Linked DNA regions of Homo sapiens: region 1 is linked to region 2. The links are chromatin loops, found by intact Hi-C in ENCODE. Cell type or tissue: A673. All regions are shown on one strand. Links, peaks and the distances in the headings refer to the core of each region. The heading gives the core; the rest is flanking DNA.

The links. Hi-C counts contacts between places; a loop is a spot of excess contacts. Peaks named below come from ENCODE experiments on the same cell type or tissue, not always from the same donor. Only the 100,000 strongest peaks of a DNase experiment are listed, where the experiment ranks them.
Region 1: it touches region 2 in a loop (5-fold over the local background); 2 of 110 quality-filtered maps call a loop at or near these places.

Annotation. Positions count from the first base shown.
Region 1 is chr6:167,781,933-167,784,843 of GRCh38, reverse strand. It overlaps LINC01558 (long intergenic non-protein coding RNA 1558), which reads left to right. Exons shown (of 4, transcript NR_026773.1): 4 at 1-307. Among named protein-coding and RNA genes, the nearest start is that of LINC01558, 13 kb to the left of the region's middle. In A673, for the core only: no CTCF peak of the experiment used is centred there; DNase peaks (open chromatin) are centred at 863 and 1,503; H3K27ac peaks cover 1,783 bases.
Region 2 is chr6:167,698,040-167,700,950 of GRCh38, reverse strand. No RefSeq gene overlaps it. Among named protein-coding and RNA genes, the nearest start is that of LINC02487, 3.2 kb to the right of the region's middle. RefSeq lists enhancers at 1,283-1,432, 1,573-1,652. In A673, for the core only: no CTCF peak of the experiment used is centred there; DNase peaks (open chromatin) are centred at 1,310, 1,760 and 2,140; H3K4me3 peaks cover 684 bases; H3K27ac peaks cover 2,193 bases.

The sequences.
Region 1 (2,911 bases), core at 267-2,766, 84 kb before region 2:
ATTTTTAGTAGAGACAGGGTTTCATCATGTTGGCCAGGTGGGTCTCAAACTCCTGACCTCAGGTGGTCCTTCTGCCTTGGCCTCCCAAAGTGCTGGGATTACAGGCGTGAGCCACTGCGCCCGGCCGAAGTGTTTGAAATCTTTAAGCATCCTGGTAAATATTGAGTTTTGTCAATATTTAGAAAAGTTGCATGATTGACATCGCTTCCACCCATGTTTCAGAGCATCTGATTTGTCAGACCCTCACCAAAAATGGGCTTTTATCAAAATGTAATAAAAAATAAATACAACTTTTCCAATGACAAAACTGGTTTCTCATTTTTTTGATACATGTTTCTTGAATTCTAGAGAGATTGAATATTATGAATATGTTTTCTGTTATATCTTTTATATTAATATAAATGTTATATATTTACATATTTTTAATGAGTTGGCAATTATGCCCTGGCTTCATTTTTTTTCTCATGGGAGTTATCTTTTTTACTTACTGATTGTTAAAATAATCAAATATTCTAGAAAATAAATGTTTTGTTTTTCATGCATAGTGCAAGTATTTCATTTGGACTTTTCATTTGTTTGTAATTTTGTTAATTGAAGTTTGGCATCTAGAGATTTTACACTTTTAGGTATAAAAGTTGTGACTGTTTTCCTTATTGTTTCTGTCTTTGCTTTTGTATTATTTATAAAAAAAAATAGGCCTTCCTCATCAAAAGATTATATAAACATTCACTGAAATTTTTTTGCATCTGTTTCCTTGTAGGCTAAACATATATCATCTCCTCATAGTTACTGATGAAATGATGTTCTTTCTGGGAGGTCCTTGGAGTGATTGATGTGCTTCCAGTTGTGACACTGGACAGAATAGGCTTTTTTGGGGGAACGCAGCACAGGACTTGCTTTGACTTCATTCATGCTGAGTGCCTGGTGCAGGCATCTTGAAGGTTAAGTGTATGCAAACATTTTGAAAATGGTAATATTTTTCAAAGGATTCAGTTATGAGCAAGGCCTTAGATAAATGGGAAAATTGGGAAAGCATTTTAGATGGGGTGTAAATTTTGAGGAGTAGATTCAAAGCAGCATACATTATTTCAAAAAGAGTCATTTTAGCTGTTGACTGAAACTCTTGGAGGTAAGAAGCAATTATGAAATATCTCTGCACTTACAACTTGGCATTCAATAGAAGGTGAAAACTTGCTTAGATATTGATAAAGACTTCTTTATCAGAGACTTCCATTGGAACAGATGTCAATTCCTTCCATTCCTTCCATTGGAACAGGTGTCAATAATATTCCAGAATGGTTAAAGTTACTGCTGAAGGTGACACTAAGTGCAGCAACATAGGCAAAATTTAGCCCAAATTATCCCTTGTTATTAAAGAGGACAGACCTACCTTCCTTCCTTCCTTCCTTCCTTCCTTCCTTCCTTCCTTCCTTCCTTCCTTCCTTCCTCTCTCTCTCTCTCTCTGTCTCTCTGGATTGTTTGCCCTTCAGGTTCCAGATGAACTCCAGAGCTTTGCTGGGGACACTGAGTGGCAGTCTCTGCTGGAGACTGGAAGCTGTTAAGCCACAGTCACCTGTCCAGAAGCTGGGAAATGAGCTGGTGGTGCCTGAGCACATTACCTACTTGACAATTACATTACAATGAATATTTTTAAACATTCAAAGATGAAATGTTAAAAATGCCAATTAGAATAATTTCAAAAGTTCTTAAGTCAGTGGCTGGTAGAAGACCAAAGTGCAGGCAAACCTTTCTGCACCATGGACTAGACACAGGAGGGAGGCAAGTCCCAAGTGACTGCACAAACATTCTCCTGTCATAGAGCGCTGCTGTGGACATGGAGAGCAGGTGTGTAGACAGAAAAGGGTATTTTCCCTCCTCTGGCCCACTGAGGGCCTGAAGAGGCTTCACTGGGACTGAAGTTTCCAGAGGGAGAAGGAATTCTGTCTCCAGTTGGCCTTCGGACTCCAGACTGAAATATCAACTGTCATCTCCATCTCCAGGCAGCTGACCTGCCCTGTGGACTCCAGACTTGCCAGTTCCCCGAATCACATGAGCCCCGATTCCTCCCACTCTCTCTCTCTATCTCTGTATCTATATATCTCCTGTTGGCTCTGCTTCTCTGGAGAATCCTGACTCATACAAAACTGAATCACAAAAATGAAAAGGTAGATTCATTCGTGTAATCAGGAAAGTTGTAGAAGATGTTCTAGAGGACAGATCAGAGAAGTACCAAGAGTGGAAAAGGGCTTTGTGGCTCCTAGTAAGGTTCGTCAACCATCAGCATGGGTTTTACCTGGGAGGTTGTTTAAGACACAGATTGTCAGGCCCAGCCCACGTGCTTTCATATAATATGTGAGGGGCACTACTATAGCCCAGTCACTGCAAGTGCAGATGCTGGAGTCAGACCCCCACATCCCAGCTCCTCCCCTTCATGGCTGTTTAAGCTTGGCTGAGTTAGTTGCCTTCTCTGATGCTCAGGGTTCTCACCTATAAAGAATGTATCTTATTGCAAGGATTAAATTCCATTAGTTAATTTATGGATCTAGCCCTGCTTCAGAGACCTGTGCAGCCATCATCTGTTTTTATAATTTTGTAGGGCTAGGGAGGGTTGAGACAGGGAGCTGCCGCCCTGAGAACTCTCTTCTGTGGTGGGGATTTGCCGATCTGGTCAGTAGAGCAAAGACAGACTTAAGCCTGCAGAGCTCAGTGATTTATTCATCCAGCCACTTATGTATTCGCCAAGCTCTTGATGAGCCCCTACTAAGTGAAGGTGCTGCGTTACTCACTGCCATGATTCACAGATCTTTTACATACATCAGGCCAAATAGCCCAGCACAAAGATGTTGTCTGCATGGGCCCATTCGCATGCCTGGAAGGGAGAGCATCAGAAGCGATTTAATTTTGTGAGGTT
Region 2 (2,911 bases), core at 100-2,599:
GGATTCTCGCTCTGTCACCCAGGCTGGAGTGCAATGATGTGATCTCAGCTCACTGCAACCTCCGCCTCCCAGGTTCAAGCTATTCTCCTGCCTCAGCCTCCCGAGTAGCTGGGACTACAGGCGCCCGCCACCACGCCCGGCTAATTTTTATGTGTAGAAATTTCTTATGCCACTTATTTTAACCAGTCTCTGGGGACTTGGCCAACATTTCTATAGCGGGACTTTTACATTTTTGAGCTAATCTTTGCTTCTTATCTCAGTTGACTGAATGTATTTTGCAGTTCATTTTCCCAGGAAGGTGTATACTTTGTATGCTCTTGCATATTTGACATAATTCCTACGCTTTTGATTAAGTTCTCTCTATTGACCAGCAGGCAAGAACGCGATGTCAAACATACAAGCCTGTCTACACAGGGAGGAAGATTTGCCTGTGCTGGGCCCTGAGGACCACATTTTCCCTCCTCCCTGGACTCTGCTGTTCATCGGGCTCTGGTGCCCAGCACTGCACAGTGGAAACCTGAGGCCATCTTCGCCTGCATGTTTTGTGTGTGACTCTTTTCTCCTGAGTGCTGAGAGTATTTTGCGAGTCACTTCCTCACACTGACTCTGGGATAGGTAAAGGCGAGGCGAGATGCATTCGCACTGCTCTCCACAGCTCCTTATTTGGGAGCCCCTAGTCTCATTTCCACAGGGGACACACAATCATCTATGATGTGATATTCATGCTCTACAATTCTCCAACTTTAGTCTTTTTTTCCATCACCATAATTTTAGCTGTATTTTCTTACCACATACAGCATTATTTACCTTATACTTTTTTAAGTTAATTCACTTTTCAACTTAAAAACTCAGTATAACATTTTTTCTTAAGTAAAAGTAACTACCAAATCACGGACCTGCAGTACTTTCTTTTAAAATACAGTACTTTTTTCCCCCTAATCTCCTAATAGGCCTAGAAGATAACATTTCCTTGTACTAATGGTTCTGAAGGACAACTTAAAACAAAAACATGAGGGTTTATGACCCTGACTGGCGCTCTGTTCCCGAAGACACAGGCTCCTGGAAGCTCCCTGGGGATGGCCCCTCATCCAGGGTCCCCTCCACCGCGAGGTGCGGAGGAAGGTCTGTGGCTGACTCCAGTTTCCTCCAGCGGTCGTGTGCTGGATTTTTTGGTTCTAGGACTGCGGGTAAATGGATTTTAGCCATGAAAGGAAATAGGTGGTGCTTTCAGCTACAAGAGACAGAAACTCTGACTCAAGCTGCTTTTAAAAGAAAAGAGGAAATGTCTTACTTCACACACCAGGAAGCAGGAAGCACAGGGCGGGTGTCACCGTGGGAGGGGGATGAGCCAGGGCTGAGCCGTGGCATCAGGCTGGGCTCCTCTCCCCACCCTTGCTGTCCCAGGGCCAGCTTTGTCCCCAGGCTGGCTCCTGCAGTCAGAGATGAGAAGAAGCTTTGGGTGGTGTCAGAGACAGGACTCAGCCCCAGCCACGGGGAACCTGAGTCCTTCTCTCTAGCCCGACTGGGCTGATGTGAGCCCCGTCCTCACCCAGGACCCAGCACTTTCCTCAGAGGAGGCACCGTCAGGCGCTGAGCTGCATGGCTGTGGCTCTGCCAGAGCACAGCGTGTTAGAACCGCAGCCCCCGCACCACAGAGCTCGGAGTGGGCCCTGCAGTCCACTTGAAGCCAGGTCCCCAGATGTTTCTGATGTGTGCCAGGCTGGGGACCAGCCAGTCAGGCTAATCCAGCTGGCCTCCCTGCAGCTGGGGGAGGAAACCCCACAAGATGAGAGGGTGCGAGGATGGGTAGGAATTTGAACACAATCTTGGTTTTGTCAGCAGGAAGAAGTGGTCCCTGTGGCTGCAGCTGGGGGGAGACTTCTCACATCCCCTCCGTCTGTGTTCTAGTTGGGGAAGAAGCGGACAGTGGAGGCTGGGGACCCAGCTCTACTCACAGGGCAAGTGTGGCAGAGGCCCCAGCGTGGAGCCTTTCCGTCTGGGGCCATAGAGCCCCCAGCGTGGGGCCTTTCCGTCTGGGGCCATAGAGCCCCCAGCGTGGGGCCTTTCCGTCTGGGGCCATAGAGCCCCCAGCGTGGGGCCTTGCTTTCATGCTGGATCTGGGAATCTAGACAGCAGCCAGGGAGGGGGCCGTCTACAGTCTCCTAGCTCCAGGCTTTGGGCTGCTTGCAGGAAGAGTTGGTTCTGCAGAGCAGGCTCCACGTCGTATTGCCCTGCAGGCCGTCCAGTGCTTGGGGGATGGACTGTGTCCTAGACCCTAGACCTGGTTGCTGCAGAGGGAGGGGCTGGAGGCACGGCATCCGGGCTGGTGGGGACAGGTTCTGGACACTGCCCCATGGTACTCAGCTGCGGGCACACACAGCCTGTTCCTGCCTGGTGGGGAATATTGCTGCCTGGCAGGGGACGTGTGGCCCTGTTGATGTCAGACCCTCTACCAGCAGAGGGTTCTCCTCTCCCCGCCTGCTCTTGCCTGACACGCAGGCCATCATGGTGGTTGAGTGACATAGATGGAGGTGCGATGGGGGCCACTGCAGCCCCCACATGCTGGGCTCCCCACACTGCCCTCGCAGTGCTGTGATGGTCTCCATGACACCGCCCAGCTCTTCCCACGGGTGCCATGACATCTCCTGGGACTCGCGTGTTTCTCCTAAAGGTGCCTCTTGCTTCTGCCTTGGGTCGCTTAGTGGCTGATCCAGGCTGGAGCATCCCCGTCTGAGAGCAAGTGGTTTTTTACTAGTCCTCTTCCAGGCTACCCACCAACCCATCCCCAGGGCCTGGTGGTTAAGCATCTGGTACCCAAAAACAGACAGCCTGGGTTCAAACCTCAGCTGCGGTGTAGACTGACCATGTGACCTCTGCAAGCCTTCTAATTGCCCTAATTCGCAACTCCCTC